3 separate regions of the Homo sapiens genome follow, and regions 1 and 2 are each linked to region 3. A link is a loop called in an ENCODE intact Hi-C map of the cell type or tissue named here. Cell type or tissue: PC-3. All regions are shown on one strand.

Region 1 (8,000 bases), 74 kb before region 3:
GTCTCGAACTCCTGGTCTCAAGTGATCCTTCTGCGTTGGCTTCTCAAAGTGCTTGGAATTATAGATGTGAGCCACTGTGCCCAGTTGAAGTTCACGTTATTAATTAACTAATTAATTAATTGACAGTCTCTGTTGCCCAGGCTGAAGTGCAATGACATGATCATGGTTCACTGCAACCTCAGCCTCCTGGCTCAGGCAATCGTCTTGCCTTGGCTTCTCAAAGTGCTGGAATTACAGATGTGAGCCACAATGCCTAGCCTCAGGTTGTTTAAAAAGTGGCTGATGGGAATGAGGAATAAAGAAAAATGTCATTCTCAGTGGTGAAGAGTGACTTGGGCACAATATGAAACTGATTCCCTGGCATGTTGTATTTGGGAAATACCAGGTGGACTGTTTGAAGTTAAAACGTTGGTTAAAGGTAATGAAAAATAAAGTTGGATTCAGCATTATCAGATTAATGAGGAATCCACTCTTTGGAGTATTTGTGTGTGCACAGTGCATTATTGCTGAATGCGTCTGTTATAGGTAGTTCCTAGTTTATAAAGCAATATTGTATTGTATCGTTGGGTTTATGTTGTGGCGATCAGATTATGATGTGATGAGTGACAAGTCATTTAACCTCTCTGAGATTGTCACTTCTTCTGTTAAATTAGATGCTTTAATCAGGTCTTATTATCTACCACCCTCCTAGGGTTGTTTGGGGAACTACTGATTGTACCTTATAGAGTGTTGGGATCTGTTAAAACAGACATTGTCTGTAAAGTATCTGCTACTGTGTTTGGCACATGTTAGGCACTTGATACATTTAGATTTAAATTTTAAAAGGCTGTTCCACCCATAGGAGCAGTCCGAACTTAGGATTCTCTGTATTCTGTAGTGTAAATTGAGTGATACATTGAATAGTTTTACTTCCCAAATTCAAGGAATGATACACCAAGAAAAATAGCAATTTCTGTCCCTTTCCTGATCTAGCCCTTGGTAAAAAGCTAATCTTTAGTAACTTTTAAAAAAAGGGGTTTAGGGGGAATTCATGTGGAGGTCAGAGTGGAAGAAGGTGTGAGAGGGCCCAGCAGAAGAAAACTTGGCTGCCAAAGTGTTTGAGTCCATTGGCAAGTTTGGCCTGGTCTTAGCCGTTGCAGGAGGTGTGGTAAACTCTGCCTTATATAATGTGGATGCTGGGCACAGAGCTGCGATCTTTGACCAATTCCATGGAGTACAGGACATTGTAGTAGGGGAAGGGACTCACTTTCTCATCCCATGGGTACAGAAACCAATTATCTTTGCTGTTCTCGACCACGTAATGCTCCAGTCATCACTGGTAGCAAAGATTTATAGATTGTCAATATCACACGGCGGATCCTCTTCCGGCCTATCGCTAGCCAACTTCCTCATATCTTCACCAGCATCGGAGAGGACTATGATGAGCGTGTGCTGCCGTCCATCACTACCAAATCAAGTCAGTGGTGGCACGCTTTGATGCTGGAGAACTAATCACCCAGAGAGAGCTGGTCTCCAGGCAGGTGAGCGACGACCTTACGGAGCGAGCAGCCACCTTTGGGTTCATCCTGGACTACGTGTCCTTGACACATCTGACTTTCAGGAAGGAGTTCACAGAAGCCGTGGAAGCCAAAAAGGTGGCTCAGCAGGAAGCAGAGAGGGCCAGATCTGTGGTGGAAAAGGCTGAGCAGAGGAAAAAGGCGGCCATCATCTCTGCTGAGGGTGACTCTAAGGCAGCCGAGCTGATCACCAACTCACTGGCCACCGCAGGGGACAGCCTGATCGAGCTGTGTAAGCTGGAAGTCGTGGAGGACATTGCATACCAGCTCTCGCTCTCGGAATATCACCTACCTGCCAGCAGGGCAGTCCGTGCCCCTCCAGCTGCCCCAGTGAGGGCCCACCCTGCCTGCATCTTCACGGGCCAACTGGCCACAGCCCCGATGATTCTTAACACCGCCTTCCTTCTGCCCCCACCCCAGAAATCACTGTGAAATTTCATGATTGGCTTAAAAAGTGAAGGAAATAAAGGTAAAATCACTTCAGAAACCCCATCCCCCCAAAAAATGGGGGGGCAGGGTTAAAAGAAATTCAAGTAAAATTCTCATTACATAAAATTAACCATTAACGAATTCACAGTGTACGATTCAGGGGGCTTTAGTACATTCACACTGCTGTGCAACTTTCACCTCTATCTAGTTTCAAGGTATTTCTACCACCCCAAAAGGAAACACCATACCCACTAAGCAGTCCCTCTCTATCCTCCCATCCACAGTCCCTGGCAACCACTAATCTGCTTTCTTCCTCTATGGACTTACCTATTTATTCTGGATGTTTCGTGTAAATAGAATACATTTTGTGTCTGGCTTCTTTCATTAAGCATGATGTTCATATATAAGGTTCATCCACATTGTAGCATGTATCAGTACTTAATCCCTTTTTGTGGCTGAATAATATTCCATTGTATGTATATACTACACTTTGTTTATTCAGCCATCATTTGTTGGACATTTGAGTTGTTTCTACCTTTTGGCTATTGGCAGTGGTGCTGTTAGGAACATTCATATACAAGTTTCTGTTTGAATACAGGTTTTCAGTTTTGGGGGCTATATACCTAGGAGTGGAATTGCCAGGTCATATGGTATTTCTGTTGATCTTTTTGAGGAACTCCCAACCTGTTTCCTTCAGTGGCTGCACCATTTTATAGTTCTACTAGCAATGTACAAGGGCTTTAATTTCCCCACATCCTCACCAACACTTAATTTACATTTTAAAAAATTACGGTCAACCTAGTGTGTCACTGTAGTTTTGATTTTCATTTCTCTAATAATGTTGAGCTTTTTTCTTATGCCTGTTGGCCATTTGTATATCCTCTTTGGATAAATGTCTATTCAAGTCCTTTGCCCAATTTTAAAATTGGATCATCATTTTGTTACTGAGTTGTACAAATTCTTTATATATTCTAGATAATAAACCTTTATTATATAGATGATTTGCAAATGTTTTCTCTCATTCTATGTGTGGGTTGTTGTATTAGTATGTTTTCACACTGCTGTAAAGAACTACCTGAGACTCTGTCATTTATAAAGAAAAGAGGTTTAATTGACTCACAGTTCTGCATGGCTGGGGAGGCCTCAGGAAACTTACAATCATGGTGGAAGATGAAGGGGAAGCAAGGCATGTCTTACCTGGTGGCAGGAGAGAGAGATCGAGGGGGAACTGCCACACGCTTTTAAACCATCAGACCTCCTGATAACCCACTCACTGTCACGAGAACAGCATGAGAATTCCTATTTTCATGAGGCCCCTTCCGTGTTACTCCCACATTTTGGGTATTCCCAAAGGAAGCCACAAAGTAGTTTGAATCAGATCACACTGAGGCATAAAGATTGATAGCCTTTTAATTCTTATACATGGGTTTGCATTTTTAAAGAGGATGTGGCATTAACCAAAATGAATCATTATTTGGAAGGGTTTTTAGTTAACCAAATAAAGTGAAAAAATCAGGCAGAAGGCATTTTTGGGTTATGGTGCCACCAGAAGGAATCGCAGGGCCTTGCCTGGAAGTCGGCCCAGGGGAGTAACTGCCTTTAAGCAAATCTGCTTTTCACAGTTTTTTTTTTGTTTTCGTTTTTCTGTTCTGGACCTATAGATGCTTTGAATTTTTGTTATTGTTGTTGTTTGGGTTTGCCAGTTTTTTAAGTGACAAGTAGAACAGTCTGCAGTGTCTGGTTGGGTCAAAAGAAGGGGAGTAAAGAGTCGAAGAGAGGGCTGCTCAGTGGGGAACCTGAAAGGACTGAGTGGGAAAAAGGGGACTCTGTATTGGGACAGGACATTTGTAAACTGGGCATTTTCTTTCTATAATAATCTACTGTTCTTGAAGAAAGATGTGTGCTTCCTCATACCATGGGATTGTGGAAAATGCCCACAATATCTGGGTGTATGCATAAACTAATATTTTTCTGTAAAATTATTTTTATAATATGATTAGGAGAACAAGTTAGAGTGGTCTTATATTGCATCACTTTCACTGTTTGTCTTTAATAAAAATGGAGGAAGTTGCTGCTGTTTTATTAACTTGCACCCTGCATGCTTCTCTTCTTTGTTCTTTGTTAAATATGAGCTGGCGTGTGTTAAGACTACGTTAGCATTTGCTCTCAGGGACTTCTGTGGTTTCTAAATTCAGCACTGCTAAGCCCCTACACTGTTTGCCTGAATCAGTTGAGACTGCTATTTTTAGCAACAAAAGGGAATTGAAATAGCAATTTTCTTTCCATGTAATAGATTCCCAAGAGGAATACTGATGCAAGCTCTCTATCATTTTCTATTCCTACCACCCTCCTCCCAAAGCCCTCAGAGGAAAGGCAGCTGTCATGGTTTGCGGCAGTATTAATCTTTAATCAATCGAGTGTTTTCTGCATTCAGGTGTTCGGGGGGAAAAAAGAGTCACAAGAAGGAACCTGTTTGGAATAACTAAGCTCTTAGGCATGGACTTTACAGTCAGAATTTTGTGGGTAGTGGCAGGGAATAGACAGAAGAGCTAAAAATAGTGAGTTTGCTTCCAGTGTTGCTCTAGTCTATTTTTGATGTTTGATTTTGATAAGGTTGATTGGGTTCTTACTAAAAATATCTGTTCCTAGCAAGTTGAGGACAAAAAGAGTAGAATATTTTTAACCTACACAAACTAAAGTATTTTTGTTGACTGTATAAAATCTGGAAGTGGAGCCCTGGTCAGTTGCCAGTATTTTATATAATCTGTAGCAAGCTAGACACTTCTGGATGCCAAGTTGGGCTATTCTTTATAGTTGTCAGTTTCCATCTTCTCAAAGGCTTGTAAATTTGGGTTCTAGTGTTATATTTGTGTATGAAGACATAAGCCTTTTTAAAAAATCTTCCTTTTTCCACTTTCCTTCTTTTCTTCCTCTACCTTATAGTGCCACCCATGACCATCATCTGTACTGTCCCAACCCACAGGGTTCTGGGTGATACCATATAGCTTTTTTCTGTGTATTGTTAAAAGCTACCCTAACTTATCCACGTATTTCATAGCAAAGTGGAATCTGAGGACACCAGTGTTAAATGAAGAAGCAAATCTTAGAGACAAGAATAGTGAACTGTCCGGCCAGGCGCAGTGGCTCACGCCTGTAATCCCAGCACTTTGGGAGGCCGAGGCAGGTGGATCACGAGGTCAGGAGATCGAGACCATCCTGGCTAACACGGTGAAACCTCATCTCTACTAAAAATACAAAAAATTAGCCAGGCATGGTGGCGGGCGCCTGTAGTCCCAGCTACTCGGGAGGCTGAGGCAGGAGAATGATGTGAACCCGGCAGGCGGAGCTTGCAGTGAGCGGAGATTGCCTGGGCGACAGAGCCAGACTCTGTCCCAAAAAAAAAAAAAAAAAAAATAGTGAACTCTCACTACTTTGGTAATTTAGCATGTTTGGTAAAGCATGTTTTGGTAAAACATGTTTTAGCATGTTTCACTGGCACATTATGAGTGAAGTAGTTCTCTCTAGCACTGAAAATCATCACTTGTCTCTTTTTTTTCTTTGACTTTTAAGTTCAGGGGTCCATGTGCAGGATGTGCAGGTTTGTTACAGAGGTAAACATGTGCTATGGTGGTTTGCTGCACAGGTCATCTCATCACCTAGGTATTAAGCCCAGAGTCCATTAGCTATTCTTCCTGATACTTTCCCTCCCCCAACCCCCACCCCCTCCAACAGGTCCCAGTGTGTGTTGTTCCCCGGAAATCATCACCTTTCAAGGACAGCCTCAGAATTCTTTGAAAGTGCAAATCTACAGGTTTATCATAAAGTTAAACTTCTCTCTGTTAAAGTTCTTGAAAATCTCACTTTTAGATGATTCTTGACGTTGAGAGGAGGCTGAAGAGTGTAGGGGTTGTGTAATTATTTCTAAATAAGGTGTGGAAAAAGCAGTGGGTAGGGTCATAAAAGGTTAGTTTTCCTTTTATAATCTCCATTCATTCACTCATCCATTCATACAGTAAAACCTCATTAATCACCTGCTTTTTGCCAGGTTCTGTGCTAGCAGTTAGACTGTGATGATCCAGACAGACCCTGCTCTTACAGAATCCTGTGTGATGAATGTCATGATGATATTGTCCAAAGGACGACCAGCATGGCTAGATAGTAGGAAAGAGAGTTTTATTGGCAATATCAGTTTGCAAAACAGAGAGTCTCCAGCATGAACCGAAAGCACTCTCCAAAACAAAAAGAAAAAAACTAGAGGTTTTATAAAAAGAAGAAATGTTACCTATTGCTCTTTGAGAAAGTTCACTGGCTTTGGGTAAGGGTTTGGGGAACTGGCAAGTCCTGATTGGTGAGCAACTGCTGTGGACAAAATTAGTTCCAGAGTTGCAGCAAACATAGATAAAACTGGTGTCAGGTTACAACGAGCAGTTTCAGCAGTCAAGCTTGCAGAGAATTACATTCTTGGAGCAATGTTTTGTACCCTAAGGGCTTTTCCCCCTGGCTTCTTGTCTCTGTTTCAGTCGGGTGTGACAAGAGTGACCCAACTGGCATGATCAGCTTTCACAAAGGGGGAGTTCGGAGTACTATGGGGCAGAGAATTCTGTATGAGGTTCTAAGTTAGTCTACAGGTCAAGGAAGGCTTAATGGGAGATGAGACGGTTTAACTGAAAAACCTCAAGGATGGGAGGGAAACACAGCTAGAAGTGTGTCTTAGTTCATTTGTGCTGCTATAATAAAATACATAAAGAACAGAAATGTATTTTCTCACAGTTTTGCATGCCAGGAAGTCCAAGATCAAGGTGCTGGTAAGTTCAGTTGTCTGGAAAGGGATACTGTGTGTTTCCAGGATGGCACCCTGTTGCTGCATCCTTCGAATGCTGTGTCCTCACAGAGCAGAAGGCAGAAAGTTGGCTGAAGGAACACTTCATGAAGATTCTTTTATAAGGGCCTTAATTCCACTCATGAGGGAGGAGACTTCATGGCCTAATCACCTCTTAATGTCTCCACTTCTTACTACTGTCACATTGGCCATTAAGTTTAACACCTGACTCTTGGAAGGGACACATTAAAACCATAGCAGAGTGTACGTTGGAGGTGTAGAGAACATTTTCGAAGAGAAAGCATGTTACCTTGGAGGAACTGTAAAAATTTCAGCACAACTGGGGCATGCTTGAGTGGAAGGAGGAAAGTGGTAGGAGTAAGGTCAGCTCATGGAAGACCTTGTAAAGAATGAGGGGAGTGAGAAGCCAGTGACAGGTTTTAGGCAGGGAAGTGAAGTTCAGATTTGCACTTTGGAGTGATTGTTTTGGCTACAATGTAGAGATTGAATTGGAGAGGAGTAAGAACGGGACCAGGCGAATGCGTTAGAAGGCTGTTAACAGTAGTTCTTGTGGGAGATGAATGATGGTAGCTCTAGGTGGTAGCAATGGGAAGAAGTGAATGAATTTGTGTTTCAGTTTTTATATAGTTGGCAAAAGGGAAATGTAACTTCTTGGCAGAGAAAAAATGGTGTTTGAGAAAGATAATTTTTAACTGTGTATAGCATGAATTGAGTGAGGAGGGATGAAAGATTCCTCGTACAAGTCCTTGTGTTTGGGATGATAGCGTAGATTGGGGTAGTAGTTGTGAGAATTACCTGGATGATATCAGTGACATACCTTGAGCAAATATTCTTATAATGATGTGAATATTATTTTGTTTTCATAATTTATTTTATTGACCGTTTACGCTTACTTTTCCGGGCCTATCATAGTTGCTTTAATAAGACAAGTTTATTTTTCACCCACTTTAAAGACTAGAACTTTTGTATATGTTTGATTCCTTATGATAAACAGTAAAAGAAGAAATGATTGGGATTTTAAAATGGCGTGGTAATTCAGTGGTGTTATCAGGGACCTTGATTCCTATGATACTGTTCCATTATCTTAGCCCATGGCTTCAACCCTAAGATTACTTCATGGTTCAAGAGACTACTGCAGCTACAGCCATCACTTTAGAATTGACTAGATGAAGGGC
Region 2 (8,000 bases), 240 kb before region 3:
TTTTTTTTAGAGATGAGGTCTTGCTCTGTCACCCAGGCTGGCATGCAATGGCACAATCATCGCTCACTACAGCCTCGAAAGATAGGTGCACGCCACCATGCCTGGCTATTTTTATTTTTTGCTATGTTGTCCAGGCTATTCTCAAGCTCCTAGACTGAAGTGATCCTCCTGCCTTGGCCTCCCAAAGTGCTGGGATTACAAGTGTGCACCACCGTGCCTGGCCCAATTCATTCCATTAGGAGCCCATGGGCTGATTATTTTAGAGTGTATGGGTCCTAGAACTATAGGACTTACCCTGACCACCACATCTTGAGTATTAATAACCAGAGAGCCAGAGAAGACCTGCTCTGCAGGGAGTAGCCTCATCCTAGCCTCAGGTCTGGGGCAGGATTGAGGATTCCAATTCACTACAAAGGTTATTTGCTTCTACATACTTCTCTATATTTGCATAGATTTGGGAAATGATATAAGGGACAAGGGAAGATCAAAATAGCCACTTCATTCCCTGAAAACTCCTACTTTAGCCACTTCCCCAAAGCTAGAGGGTTTTTCCTACTCTACATTAACTTGCTAGTTTATAAGCTCTCAGATTTTTTAAAGCTTAATCACTTATATCGTGTAAGTTGCAGCATGATGAAGGCTGGTCACTGCTGAGGGGTTGATGCATTCCTACCAGGGCTTGGAAGCAAATTGGACCACAAATCCCTAACCAGAATGAACCTTTCATATGCATGGGCCCCAGATCTTTTCAAAACATTAACAATTCTCTTGAGTTACAATCCAGATCAAAGTTGTTTTGACTTGTAATTTAATATACTATTTTAAACCAATTGGAACCCATATATTTGCTAATACTGGTGGCCCAGAGCAGCAAGTTATTCCATTAATGAAAACATTTGGTAATAGCTCTAGAGATGATAGAGATGAGGGATGAGGATTAGAGGACAGGCAGAACGGGTTGAGTCTTTCTTCTTCTTTTTTTTTTTTTTTTTTTGAGACAGATTCTCACTCTGTCACCAAGGCTGGAGTACAGTGGCACTGTGTCGGCTGGCTGCAACCTCCGTCTCCTGGGTTCAAGCAATTCTCCTGCCTCAGCCTCCCAAGTAGCTGGGATTACAGGTGCCCACCACCAAGCCTGGCTAGTTTTTATATTTTTAGTAGAGATGGGGTTTCACCATGTTGGCCAGGTTGGTCTTGAACTCCTGACCTCAAGTGATCCACCTGCGTTGGCCTCCCAAAGTGCTGGGATTACAGGCGTGAGCCACCATGCCCAGCGAGTCTTTCTTCTTATAGTCAGTGGTCCTCAGGCCCTTCGAGGAAGTGGCGCCTTCACGTTTTCTCCTCCATGTAATCAGAAGTCCACCTTCTCACTGGACAGCTTCCCTCCACTGACCTCAGGAAGTGGAGGATGAATAGGAGCAGCCAAGCTAATTAGAGGATTGAAGGCAGGGTCTTTGTCATCTATAATTAAGGAGAGGTGCATCCTGTGATGTGAGCTATACAGCCTCTGCCTCCCCTAGCTGGTCCAAACCCCAGTGAGTCAACACTGACCCTTAACCAGAGGTAGGTGAACAGAGCCTAGCATAGTTACAATAAGGGTAGATGGAGTTATGGCTTATAGCTACTGAGAAAAATCCATTACTTACCCTCAGATTATTCTTAATGGCAGCTCCTGAAAACTGTCTTTTCCTTTAAGGTACAGGACCTAAAGAATTCTACTCTTAAATTAGCTGTCCCAGCTGTCAGTCTTATAGCTCATTCCCAAATCATGAGGTCCAATGCATTTTCCAAATATGTAATGACTCCCTTTTGTTCTGCGTGGCTTCGCAAGGTATCTGAGAGATCATCTTAGAAAATGAAAAAGAGGTAAAATGCTTCATCCTAGAAGTAATTTTTTCCTCCTCAGACAGTTTGCACTTGCCCTGTGGAAATGAGACAATGAATGAGAAGGAACACCAGATGCTTCTTCCATCGGTCCTGATTGGGACTTAACAAGGTGTGCCCCACTGCTCAGTTTCCCCTGACCCTTTGAAACTTCTCTCAATGTTGGATGGAACTCCACTTCTGTCTGTTCTGGAGAACCCAGCCAGGGCCCAAAGAGGGGATGCTCTGTATTTCCGAATACCAGTTTCTACACTTAACAGCTATGTTTGACTTTGGACAAATTATTTAACCTCTCTAAGCCTCAGTTTTTCAACTTGAATGTAGAAATTGTAATAGGGACTGTTTCATTGAGTTGTCATTAGCATTGAGTGGGATGATGTATACATACCTCTTTGCACAGTACCTGAGGTTAATAAATATGGGGCTCATTAAATATTAGCTATTGTTACTCTTGATATCTTGCCAGCAGAAAAGGGGTGAGGAGCTCTCATCAAATATTTTTAACCTTCCTGAATGGCAAGTCTTTGTCTTATTCTGGGTTCCTTCTGAACTGTGTATCATCCTGTAAGTAGGTGAACACAGAGCCTCTTGGGTACCTAACAAGAAGCCAGGCCACTGCTAATCAAAATCAGGCAGTGAGCAATTGTTAATTGTAAGAAAGACCAGGAAGATTTCCCGTCATCTCTTGGGGCTCCTACTATTGCACTGATTAACTGTGACCCAGAACTTTTTTTTTTTTTTAGATGGATTCTTGCTCTGTCACCCAGGCTGGAGTGCAGTGGCGCAATCTTGGCTCACTGCAACCTCCTCCTCCCGGGTTCAAGCAATTCTCCTACCTCAGCCTCCCAAGTAGCTGTGACTACAGGCGCACACCGCCACGCCCGGCTAATTTTTGTATTTTTATTAGAGACGGGGTTTCACCATATTGGCCAGGCTGGTCTCGAACTCCTGACCTCATGATCCACCTGCCTTGGCCTCCCAAAGTGCTGGGATTGCAGGCGTGAGCCACCACGCCCAGCCCCCAGAACATTTAAAAATAATAATAATAAGATCTGTGCCCCGATAGGTTAGCCGACTAGTTAACCTGAGGAATTTCAGCAGGGAAAGGACTGCAGAAAAACTTGGTTCAGAGCTTCAGTAGACTCTGTCTTGCTCCCTTTATAACAGTCATATTAGGTCTTTTGTGTGAGAAGGATTCCGTGTCCATCACTTAGTTTATCAGAGAATGTGTTTTTAAAGGCTCCTGAGAGCAGGCAAGAACAATTTCCCTCATCCTGTTGCTGTTAAGTGGGATATACAACCATCCTGATGCAAATCTTTTTTGGGAGAGGAAGGTTATCCGGGCTCCATGACTCTTCTATAAAAAGTTTATAATAAGGTCCTTTAATGGCTGTCACTCTAGATATTTGTGGGAAGAGAATGACTGGAAAGCTAGAACACATTCAAAATCCAAGGGCCAGAAAAATTTTAAGCTCCAGCCTCAGCCTCCGATCTCCTGGGACCAGCCCCATAAGAACCATCCATTCTAGCCCAACTTGCAAATGGAGCCCAAGAGTTGAACCTCGGCATGGGACTCAAGATGTCTCTAAAGTTCAAAAACACCTGGATTACCTGAAAGCAGAACCGGGTCCAGGTCCTGTGCTGAGGTCTCCAGTTTTCTCTAAGTAAAATATTTCTAGTGGAGAAAAAGCCTGTGGCCTCTGGGCAGAGATTTGTTCTATAGAGAAATGAAGGAAATGTGCAAGAGAGAACAGTTTTACTCTGGAGCTCCCTCTACTGGCTCTTTGATAGAAATCCATCGCAGTTATTCCGCCCTGCCTTGTGGGTATCAAGTTAAAGCATCCGAGCATCCTGGCACCTTGAAGCAAGGAGAAAAGGTGTCCTGAGGTGCCAAGGAAGATGAAACTGCAGATACTGGTTTCTTCTGCCTCTTTTACAATTTCATCTAATGTTTTGGGGGTGCCAAGATAGTGCTAAGCATTTTGTGTGCATTATTTCATTTAATACTCACCATAAACCAGCATTTTACAAATGAGGCAGCTGAGACCTGAAGGGATTAAATAAGTTCCTGGCATCACCATAGACTAATAGACCCCCTTAGTGACCCTCATAATTCTTATGATTCTCCTGAGTGACAACTCAAGAGAAGCAAGAGTCAACGGACAATGTGAGGTTGGAAGTGGCACTTGATCTCATCACCTAATATAAAGAGGCTCTGAGATTGCGCCATAAACTTCCTAGGTCCTATAGAATCTCAGCCCTGTTTGTTTTTTTATTCTTTTAATTTTATTTATTTATTTATTTATTTAAGACGAACTCTCACTCTGTTGCCCGGGACGGAGTGTGCAGTGGTGTGATCTTGGCTCACTGCAACCTCCACCTCCTGGTTTCAAGCAATCTTCCCACCTCAGCCTCCCGAGTAGCTAGAATTACAGGCATGCACCATCACACCTCGTTAATTTTTTCTGTATTTTTAGTAGAGAAAGGGTTTCACCATGTTGGCCAGGCTGGTCTTGATCTTCTGACCTCAAGTGATCCACCCGCCTCAGCCTCCCAAAGTGCTAGGATTACAGGCGTGAGCCACTGCACCCAGCCTCCTGTTTGTTTGTTTTTTTTTTAATTCAGCCCTCGAGGCAATTAATTACATGGCAAGGCTTTGTCCAATCTGCACTCTCACTGTGATGCCCAAGTTGAAGAAAGCAGGGAACTACCACAGTGACTAAGAAGAGTTTCCATGACAGAAGTGAGGCCTTTTAAAATTTGTGGAACATGTTCACGCCTACTTTTAAAATAAAATTCCATGAGATAGGTAGGGCAGATAGTGCCCACACATTTTATAGGTTGGGAACTTAAGATACTGAGTGCCTGTTTCCAGGTTTTGTTTAGGGGCAAATGGCAGAATCAAGACCAGAACTGTCACTCTCAGCTTAAGTTCTGACTTTTTGGTTGGTGTTGGTTGGAACTCAGAGTCTAGCATGGGTTTTTTAATTACATAAAATAAAGACTGTGAAGCTACCTTCTTGTTTTACATCCAGATCCTTTCCTGAGTCTCTCTGTTTTGGGCTAGTTCATAATTGAGCTTCCTTGATATTGAGTCATTTGGGAATTGGGAATGACATAAGCCACTCATCTTATTACTGTTGGTCTCTCACCAGTCCACATTTTAGAGATATCTAGGTCCCTGAGAGAATCCCAAATATTATTTCAGTTCTCCTGTAGCTCATGAAGCCATAAATATTTCACCTCACCCAGGAGAATCAAAGCATTTTCACATTGGTTCTTACTGGGGAGTTGAGATATGGGTAAGTAATAGGAGTCCCATTCCTGCTTTGGCTGGGGTTCGGGTCTCCAATTTCACTGCCAGTGTGTCTCTAAATCTACACAGTGGGACAGTGGCTACAGCAGACATCACTCAGCTCCCCACTCCTGACTTGAGACCTTCCACTAGTTGCCCCTTCCCCTAAAAACAGAGTGATGTCATAATGGTATCAGAATGGCACTTGCTGATAACAACACAGAAATAACAAGGGCAGACTTTCTGCAGTGTCTCCTGAGCAATTGGTTGTCATTGTCCTAAACAGAGCAGCTAGGTTAAAAAGATTTATCCATAATGTAACCTCCTGGCCCTCAGCTATGGGTGGAAGCAGCACTTTCTGGTTTGACCTCCTAATACCACAAACTCCACTTTGCCAGAAAAGTGACTTCTTGATGAATAGTCTGTTCAGATAGGCCAATTTGGAGTATATTCATATTTGGCCACCTGCTGGTAAGACTGATCATCCCCTTGCCCAGCTGTAGCTTTGAGCATCTGCCCCCATGTTGCCCCCATCCCCAGTAAAGCCAAAATGGTCCCATCGAAGGAGGGGAGGGGAGAGCCTGGAAATGAACACTCCCAGGGAATTGTGAGTGATGGAATGTGGATTGCTGACACCATGTCCCTTTCCTCTTGCTTGTTGTAGGAGCGTCAATGACCAAGAGGAGACCAGATGAGTTTTCAAAGCAGTCCTCAAACACCCAGGACACACCTCATCCTTTACCTCGTGCTTTCTGCAATGTTGCTGTTCATGTTCATCTTCCTATTAACATTTGCCATAATAACCCCTCATTGACCACCATCATTCCTCCATCCACCACCAACTCAGCTCCTTCTCTAAAGTGCCCTCTAATGGGCAGTGGCTTTGGTCTCTGTTTGGCAAATTATGTCCAGAGGGTTAACATTAATTTCTCTTTCTCCTATTCCTCCCTCATGCTAGATTCAGTCCATCACTCAGCCTCCTGTCAGGAAAACCATAGCAAATCCTACTTTCTGCTAAAATGAAGTTACAAGACACTTTTCCAGAGTAGTCACACTCAATGAAGGGACCCAGGGTGTATCTGAGTGTGATGTAATTGAAACCACATGGAAAGACTAGAAATACCTTGCTCCCAGTCAGATATAGTGAAACAGCTTACTCAAGACTGGACTAAGATTTAGAATATAGGGGGGCTAGGGAGGAGAAAGAGAAAGATCCTCAGAAGTGGATTGTCCCTGAATACAGGATGAAATCATCTAGATTTTTTTCTCCAATTAAATTTGCATTTCATTCAACCACATTGCAATGGCTTCATACTGGGCATTTTCATTTGAGACCCAAGGCTTTTCTTCATGGGTCCTGAGCCACAGGTTCCTGGATGGTGAGGTAAGTGGCATTTGCCCGCACTGTCTAGGGTGGTTTGTAGTGCTTTGATAAACCCTGTGCTGATGAGTCAGATCCACCCTGTTAGGCCCTAAAATTTGTCCTCTATTGGTCCCTCTTTACCCAAATGCTCTTCAGGGATCCTAGCCCAGACATAGATGTTAGTCCAGCCTCACAATGTTAATTTAGACCTCTATAAAACCAAAACAGATCCTGAGGATTGACCAAACCAGAATTTGTTGTCTCTTTCTCAAAGACAATCACTACTACAAAAAGTGTAGCTCTCTGAAAACCCACCATACCTAGAAAGTGTATTTTCTCCCCTCCCCTTTTCTTTCTACTTTTATAGGTAAGCTAGCACTGATGGAAGATACCAGGTTTTCAAATGTGAACTGAAGTCTCTCTTCTCATGACAAGATTCAGATCCAATTCATTATTTAACTAATAGCCTCTCCAATAAGTACAAAAAATCTTGCCTATCCAGCAGATATGTTAGTCCATTATTCCTCTATGTCCCCCAGCCTATACTTATTAGACTAGGAATTAAAGAAATACAATCCCCATTCTTTACTCTTGGCCTACCAGATATAGTGATCCAAGCTTAGTAGATCAGCAGCTAATTGCAAGGCTGCTTTAATAGTGAATGAATAAAAAGTTCTGCTAATTCAGACCTACCCAACACCCATGAATTTGTGATTGAGCTATCTCTCTGCCTGCTGAATTCAGGTAGATAAACAACTGTCCTTCAACCACAAGGTTAAGGCTAAACTTATGCAGGTATCTCTAAACATGCTGCAGATTGTTCTTTTCTCTCTGTGGCCATGCTTCCCAACCCCTGACACCTTTCTATTTAGCCTCTGCTAAGCTCAAGTGTGCTGGAATCCTGATCCCTGCCCCAGCCTCAGCCCCCTATCATGTGCTTGCTTTAGCTCCCCTGTCTTTGCTGAGATCCTCACCATGAAACCAACTCTAGGTATTCCTGAGTGACTCTCTAGGTTCTCATTCTCTCCAATGTGCCTTTTATCAGCAAGGCATGGGAAAACCTATCATCTGGTTCTCCAAGGTGTCCAGCAGTTAGAATGGCTGAGAGGAGGGCATTTGAGTTTGCCCATCGATAATGGGGTTGTGCGAAAAGCAGATATTGTCTCAACTGTTCTGAAGTTGAACAATGTTACTTTCAGGTGAATAGACTGTTGAGACTATTTTGAGTTGTTGATGGCAACCAAAAAAAAAGGGGGAAGGGGTGGAATTACAGTCACTTTCCTCCAGCATCCAGTGGTCCTTAAAACTTTCACCCTCAAATCTCCAAATATGCTGGCTTCTAAGAAGTGCTTTCCAAGACCGAATATACTTCTTGATCAGGGTAAGTGATGAAAATGTGTATTTAACAAGGGGAGGGGATCTTGAAATAGCCTGAATTATGCATGCTGTGGCCTATCT
Region 3 (8,000 bases):
AAATATCACATGTTCTCACTCATATGTGTGAGCTTAAAAAGTAGATCTCATGAAGATAGAGAGTAGATTGGTGGTTACCAAAGGCTAGGAATGGTGGGATGGGAATAAAGAGAGGTTTATTAATGGGTACAAATGTATACTTAGATGGAAGAAATAAGAGCTGGGTTAGATCATTTGGATGACTATAATCAATTGTATATTTCAAAATAGCTAGAAGAGAATAATTCAAATGTTCCTAGCGAAAGAAAAGATAAAGATTTAAGGTTATAAGTATCCCAGTTACCCTGATTTGATTATATGAATGTACCAAATTATCACGTGTACCCTGAAAACTTGTACATTTAATATGTATCAGTTTTAAAAATAAAAACACAGATGTGATCCAAGGGCCTGCCATGAATAAGAAAGACACTGTTATCAGGAAATTCCAGTGGTTTAAAACCTCCATCCTATTAACAAAGATCAGACAAAATGTTAACTGTACAGTACCTTTTCTTTCCTTTTTTTTGATTGATTCATTCAATCAACCGTATACTAATTCATTAAACAAGTAAAATTCCAGAGCTATAACAGTAGACAAAACAGACACTGTTTCTGCTTTTCTGGAAGATAGCCATCGAACAAGTAGTGGGAACGTGTTGCATGTAATGAAGGAGAATGTTACTGGGAAAGCTAAGGGTGTCACAGATAGTATCCCTGAGAAAGTCATTTAAGTGGAAACCTGAAGGCTGAATAATACTGGGAGAATAGACATGGGAAGGGTTTCCAGGTGGAGGAAACGGCATGTACAAAAGGCCTGATGTGAATATTCTTAGTGTGTCAGTAGAACTGACAAAAGCCCTGTGAATCTGGAGCAAGGGTTTCAAAGGGGACAGTAACAAAAGATGATTCTGGAGATTAAGCAGACCCAGATCATGAAAGTCTGAGAAAACCAAGACAATAAGTTTAGACTTCATTGGAAGTACAATGGGAAACCATTTTAGAATTGTAAGCGTGACTTGACAACATATTAGAATTTTAGAGAGATCTTTCTGACTCCCACATAGAATAAGACAAGAATTGATAGGAGGAGGCCAGTAAGACTATTTCAGAAGTGAGACATAAGATGATGAATGTTTACATTAGGAGGATAGCAGAAGTGAACTGACAAAGAGAGGTGTTTAGGAAATAGAAATAGGACCAATTTCTGATGAGGGTCCTCATCGGAGGTCTTGAGTAAAGAAGAAGAAGAATGGTTTTGTGTTTTTTAAGTCATTATTGCCGACATGCATTGAGCACTCTTTCATGCCAGCCACCATGCTAATGAATTTCATTTAATCCTCTACAACCCTATAAGGTAGATATTGATATTTCTATGCCCATTTTACAGACAAGAAACAGTTACAGAGTTAGACATCATCCAGAATTAGACGACTAGCAGTTAGCAACTTCCAGGTTCTGACATGAGCAACAGGGTACCATTTCCCCAAGACAAGAAACCCTGGATCAGGAGCAAAGTCTGTTGAGAAAAATGATGATTTCACTTTGGGATATGTTAAGCTTAAGAGGGTGGTGAGAAAGCCATGTAGGAATTCAAGTAGTTGGGTCGCTGGGCACACATGCCCTTCCTTGCTAGAAGGGAACCTTCTTTGTGTTAAATGTTGAAGAAGCCTGGTGTAGACAATCATGGCAAAGAGAATAGGTGCATGGATTTTTTTTTTTTTTTTAATGTGCTAGGAGACTCATCAGGAACATTATCAGACTAAGTATAGTGCCTTGTAGTTCCATTAGGTATGTTGGCTGAGATTGGATTTGTAAAGTGAGCATAGGACTTCTAGAATTCATATTTATTTCTGTTTACTTGAAAACCACTCACTAATGGTATTAATTAAAGCAGAACCTTTTACTTAAAACTGGGTAATTAGCTCTGTTATTTCAGAAATGTAAATAGAACTGTAAGTCATGAAATTGGTGAATGTTCTTCCCACCAGCTAACATTTAACTACCAACCTCATGTCATCTTTCTTCATTCCCTCTTCCAATTTTATGTATAGCAAATCTTACCTAGTTTTGTAATGAAGATCACATAGCAATTTATAATTAAACAGTGGAAGTGAAATGTTCTGTTGTGTTGCTTCTGATTCAGTCTTAATTTTTCAATTTCTGATTAAAGCACTGCAAATTTAAAGTCTTGTAAACTCTCTTTTATTTGGAAATTGCTACTCACAAATGTATGAAAACTGTAAAGTTTGCAAAATGTTTTACATGGTGTTCCAAATATCATCTGTCAGAGTATGAACATGTGCTAGCTAAAGCAATATGTTAAATAAGGCAAAGATGGAATTTACTTTGCATCACTTTCCAAACTCTCTCTATAGGCTGTAAGAGTGGATCTAATTGAATGAAATAAAGAGGGTAGAGGAGCAATTAGGAGAAATTTAATCAGTATAAATAGCAGCAGCTCTGGTTAATGGATGTCCAGAGTCCACTCTCTCAGAAGGATCTCTCCACTTTGATTCTGGTCATACGTAATAAAAGTAGGGTACTTTGGGCTTGGGCACAAAACAGGAGTTTGATAAATTTTTGTTGAATAAATGACCATACAACAATAACAACTCTTCCTCTTCCATTTATTAACATATTACTACGTCCCAGGCATTGGGTTAAAGATTTTATGTATATGATCTCATTTAATTCTTAAATTACTATCCCCATTTTATGTCAAAGGACAATGAGGCAATCACTAGTTTCTTGTTAGGAGCTGGTAGTAGTGGAGCTGGGACTGAAACCTGGTTCTGTTAGGACTCTGGGGTCTGTATTCTTTTAGCTCAAAAATTTAAGACAGGAAGTTTCCCCCACTTTTGGTATATACACTGTTACTAAAGTATACATTTTAAAAATTCAGTTTATTTTGAAATATAGTGAGGTAGCAGCATTTTTTAAAATCTCCTTTTATTGGCCAGGCGTGATGGCTCACACCTGTAATCCCAGCACTTTGGGAGGCCAAGGCAGGCGGATCACCTGAGGTCAGGAGTTCAAGACCAGCCTGACCAACATGGAGAAACCCCGTCTCTACTAAAACTACAAAAAATTAGCCGGTCGTGGTGGCGCATGCCTGTAATCCCAGCTACTCAGTAGGCTGAGGCAGGAGAATCGCTTGAACCCAGGAGACGGATTGCAGTGAGCTGAGATCGAGCCATTGCACTCCAGCCTGGGCAACATGAGCGAAATTCTGTCTCAAAATAAGTAAATAAATAAGCAAATAAATAAATAAGATGTCTTTTTATTAACTCTAAGTGCTGGAACTGGATTAGCATTTATAACCACAAATGTTAGTGAAATATAAACTTTTTCTCCTTTGATACAATGAGAAGGAAACAGGAGGGGTTACTTTGCATTATTTGATGTATGTCGGGAAGCCCGGCCATTAGGCAACATATTTTTAAACCACCTTAATTTCCTATATCTCTGATTAATCTGGAAAAAGAAACAGGTTGAAGGTGATCTGTAGGGGGTTACCCGTATCTGTTAGAATTGTTTGTTCAAATGGATTTTTAATTTCTAGTAATTTATTGTTGTTTGCTCCTCTCTCACGCCTAACCCAGATACCAAAAATCTAATTTTCTGATGACATCATTATATCTCTATAGCAGCTGGCTTTGAGAGAGGATTCTAAGTTCAGTGAGATCAGCAGCAAACGAACTTAGAAGAAACAGAAATCTTGTAAATATTCTTTTTTTAAGAGCATAAAATTTGGAAATGATTTTAAAGCAGTATAATTTAGAAATTATATATATATATATATATATATATATATATATATAAAATTCAGAATTATTCCGTGGATTTTCTGTGTCTTTAAAATGCAACACATAATGATATTAGTGTTTTCTGAGGTTCTGGATGGGGGCCGAGGAGAGCGTAGCTAAGCATGGCCTATGTCAGTTCTTCTCTGCAAGGATCAACTCTTAAGAGGATGGCTCCTCTGCCCTCCACCACCTTTTCTTTCCACTTCCTTTGGCATTATTCTTGGTCTGTTTTCACCTCTGTTCTCTGCCTGCCTCATCTCTTTTATTGAGCGCTTCCCAGTCTTAGACCTCTAGTCAGAAACCAATGGGAAAGATTTTGTTACTGTCCAGCACCCTACAGTGACTGGGATGGTGGTGGGAATTCCATGATGACATAGATATCTGTTGTTTCCTGAGAGACATCATGTGTTGTTACACAATAAAAAGGTTTTTCACTGAAAAAAATGTTTAAATCTGTCTCTAGTGCCTCACTTCAAGAATTCAAGAAAACTCACTAATAAACATGTTTAATGCTAATTTAAGATGCGACCATTTAGAAGGGATCTTCAACTATCTGAATAATGTTGGAGCAACATGTGCCATTGTTTGGTTTGGCGAATCCTATAATGAATCCTGTAATATGTAAAGATGGCATTGCGTGCACCCATTCTTAATGAGATTATATTATAATGGGAGTATTTCCATCCTTCACTCCTACTCAAAGCCTGTTCTTTCTCTTCCTTTTGCAATTCCCTGAAAGCTTTCTGCCTGCTGTTAGGTTATTGCTGCCACCTGACGTCTCAAAATAAAATTGCCGTGGGTTTGCTTTTCCAAAAGATTCGCACTATTCTGCATTTTATGGAAATAACTATTTGAGAGCAACAGTTTTTTCTCTATACTCCTAAATAAGAGCATTCTGAAGTGATTACTTATGGTGGGGAGATTATGGGTATCATTCATTCCACAAGCAAAAGGTGGAACTAATAGTACAGGAGGGAATGTAGGAGTCCTAATCCCTAGAATAGGACAAATCGCCATTGTGACCTTGGTGTGTACTTCACCTCATAAAATTGGACTCAGTGCTCTTAACAGCCTTATTCCAGCTTTAACATTGTTTTATTGTGTGTACTTTTATTTATGAAAACATAGCCCTTCTCCGTGATACTATTTACTTTTTTGGACTAAAGTTCTCAGTGTTGAACAGGTTTTCTCTCTTTTTTTTAACAGATACATAATATTTCTACATATTTATAGGATACATGTGATATTTTATTACATGCATAGGATGTGTAATGATCATGTCAGGGTGGCTGAAGTATCTGTCACTTTGAGTATCATTTCTATGTGTTGGGAACATTAAAAGACCTCTCTTCTAGCCATTTTGAAATATACAATACATTGTTGTTAACTATAGTCACCCTACTCTGCTATTGAACATTAGAACTTATTCCTTCTATCTAACTATATGTACCCACTAACCATCCTCTCTTCATCCCTCACCCACCCACACACACCTGCCCCACCTTCTGGTATCTATTATTCTACTCTCTACCTCCATGAGACCAACTTTTTTAGCTCCTACATATGAATGAGAACATGCAATATTTGTCTTTCTGTGCCTGGCTTATCTCACTTAACACAGTGACCTCCAGTTCCATCCATGTTGCTATAAATTACAGGATTTTATTCTTTTCATGGCCAAATAGTATTTTATTGTGTATATATACTAAATTTTTCTTTATCTATTTATTTGTTGATGGACACTTAAGTCAATTCCTTATCTTTGCTATTGTGAATGATGCTGCAATAAACACGGGGGTGCAGGTATCTATTTGATATACTGATTTATTTTCCTTTGGATAAATACTAGTAGTGGGATTGTTGGATCATGTGATAGTTCTATTTTTAATATTTTGAGAAACCTCCATACTGTTTTCCACAGTGGCTATACTAATTTACATTCCCACCAACAGTGGATAAGAATTCTGCTTTCTCTGCGTCCTTGCCAGCATCTGTTATTTTTTGGCTTTTTAATAACAGCTACTCTAACTGGGGTAAGATGATATCTCATTGTCATTTTGATTCAGATTTCTGTGATGATTGGTGATGAGCATTTTTTCATTTATCTGCTGGCCATTTGTATGTCTTCTTTTGAGAAATATCTATCCATATCCTCAGCCCACTTTTTAATAAGTTTTCTTGTTTTTTAAACTATTCAGTTGTTTGAGTTCTTTGTATATTCTAGATATTAGTCTCTTGTCAGATGGATAGTTTGCAAATATATTCTTCCATTCAACAGGTAGTCTCTTCACTCTGTTGATTATTTCCTTTGCTGTGCAGATGCTTTTTGGTTGAATATGTTTTCTTATAGAGCTATGTTAAATAGATGTTCACATTTTCATTGTGTGAATAAATAGCTTTGATAGCTTTCCTTTGCTCAATTATCAGAGACACAGCTGAAGACTCTCTATTGTTTGTTTTTGTTTTTGTTTGAGACAGAGTCTCCCTCTGTCACCCATGCTGGAGTGCAGTGGCGTGATCTCGGCTCACTGCAACCTTCGCCTCCTGGGTTCAAGCAATTCTCCTACCTCAGCCTCCCGAGTAGCTGGGACTACAGGCACGTGCCATCGTGCCTGGCTAATTTTTTGTATTTTTAGTAGAGATGGGGTTTCACCGTGTTAGCCAGGATGATCTAGATCTCCTGACCTCGTGATCCGCCTGCCTCAGTCTCCCAAAGTGCTGGGATTACAGGCGTGAGCCACCACGCCTGGCAACTCTCTATTGTTAATACAGTCATAACCAGAATAACACTTCTCTGCTTGCTTAGTTATTCAGGGACTTCCTTTGCTTAACTTTGTACTTATAGTACATGTAAAGATTACAAAGTCAACTGTGCTGCTTGCAAAGTTCCTAGATTTTTTTTAAAAAAAATGAAATCTGGATTTTAAAAGATTTATAATTACACTGTTCAATTTTCCTTTGCATTTTGAAATATAGCATTAATATTCCCATAGGCTAGAGGGAAATCTGAAGAAAGTTTTCTTGATATGAAGAGTGAAGGGAGATAGTTCACTGTACTTCATGAAATTTTTTTTAATTCTGATGAATATTACAACTTGGCAAAGCCTTTCCTGGAAGATTCTGTTATCTTAAACTGATATAAAGAATATTTTGTTTATGTGCAATATTTTAACAGATATTTTGGGTTTTGCTGTTTCTTTTAGTCATATTCTAAATTATTCATCCTTTGTAATTCTGTAGGTGGTTAAAGCAAAGTCAAGTGAACATAAAGCCTTACCTTCAACTAGTTTTGGCCTAATTGTTTACAGATCTTTTATAGAATTGACTCTTGGGATGCCTGGTGGGTGGAGAACCTATTGAATAAAATAAAAATGGATCTGGACCTGCTGTTATTAATTATGTTTAGATACTATCCCTATTCAGATGAGTATGAATCCTAATTAAATAAAGTTTGCTTTGTCATTGTCTTTTGCTTACATTTCTTCTGACAGGTTTCAGTGGTATTGTTGTAAAATCTTGCAACTTACAGCCTCAAGTGATTGGCTTATAATTAAATATAAAACCCTTACTGAGTTCCTTTGAACTATTAATTTTGTTAGACTATTGAAAAGTTATTATTACTAATATCAGGTTTATATGGCATAATTCCTTATAAGCTGTAGCAGACTGATCATAATGTCATCATCTTCTTGCAACTGAAACTTCTCTTTTTTAAATACTTCATAATTTTATTAAACATTGTTATGAGATGTTTGTTTATTATTCAGTTATTATGATTTTTTTTTTTCTGAGTTGAATACTGGATAAAGGTGTGTGAAGGTTTTAACATAGTGGTTAAAAGCCTAGTCTCTGAAGTCAAATTTCACGAGTTTGAATCCCGGCATACTTTGCTCTATCACCGGGCAATTTTTTTAACTGCTGTGAACTTCAGTTTCCTAATATGTAAGAGGAAAATAATAATAGGAACTACCTAATAGGGTTGTTGTGATGATTAAGTGTAGATAGGCAGATAGATAGATCATCTATCTCATGAGTTATTTATTTAGTTAAAATAAATTCTAAGATATTTTATTCATTGATTGATTCCTGCAAATGTTCTTTGTTCTGGGATTGTCTTTGTCTTTCCAGGGCTGGGGAAAACCATAGGATATTTGAGTATTAAAATCTTATATCTAAATATATATAGGTTTATTCATATCTTGTCAATTGTCT

The links. A loop is a pair of places that touch in the nucleus more often than their neighbours do. Peaks named below come from ENCODE experiments on the same cell type or tissue, not always from the same donor. Only the 100,000 strongest peaks of a DNase experiment are listed, where the experiment ranks them.
Region 1: it touches region 3 in a loop (8-fold over the local background); 2 of 110 quality-filtered maps call a loop at or near these places.
Region 2: it touches region 3 in a loop (5-fold over the local background); 20 of 110 quality-filtered maps call a loop at or near these places.

What each region holds. Positions count from the first base shown.
Region 1 is chr11:43,732,678-43,740,677 of GRCh38, forward strand. All of the region lies in intron 1 of HSD17B12 (hydroxysteroid 17-beta dehydrogenase 12), which reads left to right. It also overlaps the pseudogene PHB1P2. Among named protein-coding and RNA genes, the nearest start is that of HSD17B12, 56 kb to the left of the region's middle. In PC-3, a CTCF peak has its summit at 3,545; DNase peaks (open chromatin) are centred at 3,424 and 6,424; H3K4me3 peaks cover 1,800 bases; H3K27ac peaks cover 4,853 bases.
Region 2 is chr11:43,563,924-43,571,923 of GRCh38, forward strand. It overlaps LOC124902807 (potassium/sodium hyperpolarization-activated cyclic nucleotide-gated channel 4-like), which reads right to left. Exons shown (of 3, transcript XM_047428006.1): 3 at 1,647-1,922. The coding sequence ends at 1,767. It overlaps MIR670HG (MIR670 host gene), which reads left to right and starts at 5,383. Exons shown (of 2, transcript NR_131246.1): 1 at 5,383-5,650; 2 at 5,844-6,477. It also overlaps a transcript of HSD17B12 not described here. In PC-3, CTCF peaks have their summits at 3,657 (motif pointing left) and 5,667 (motif pointing left); no DNase peak of the experiment used is centred here; H3K27me3 peaks cover 3,718 bases.
Region 3 is chr11:43,806,601-43,814,600 of GRCh38, forward strand. The region is part of intron 4 of HSD17B12 (hydroxysteroid 17-beta dehydrogenase 12); the gene reads left to right. Among named protein-coding and RNA genes, the nearest start is that of ALKBH3, 70 kb to the right of the region's middle. In PC-3, a CTCF peak has its summit at 4,560; no DNase peak of the experiment used is centred here.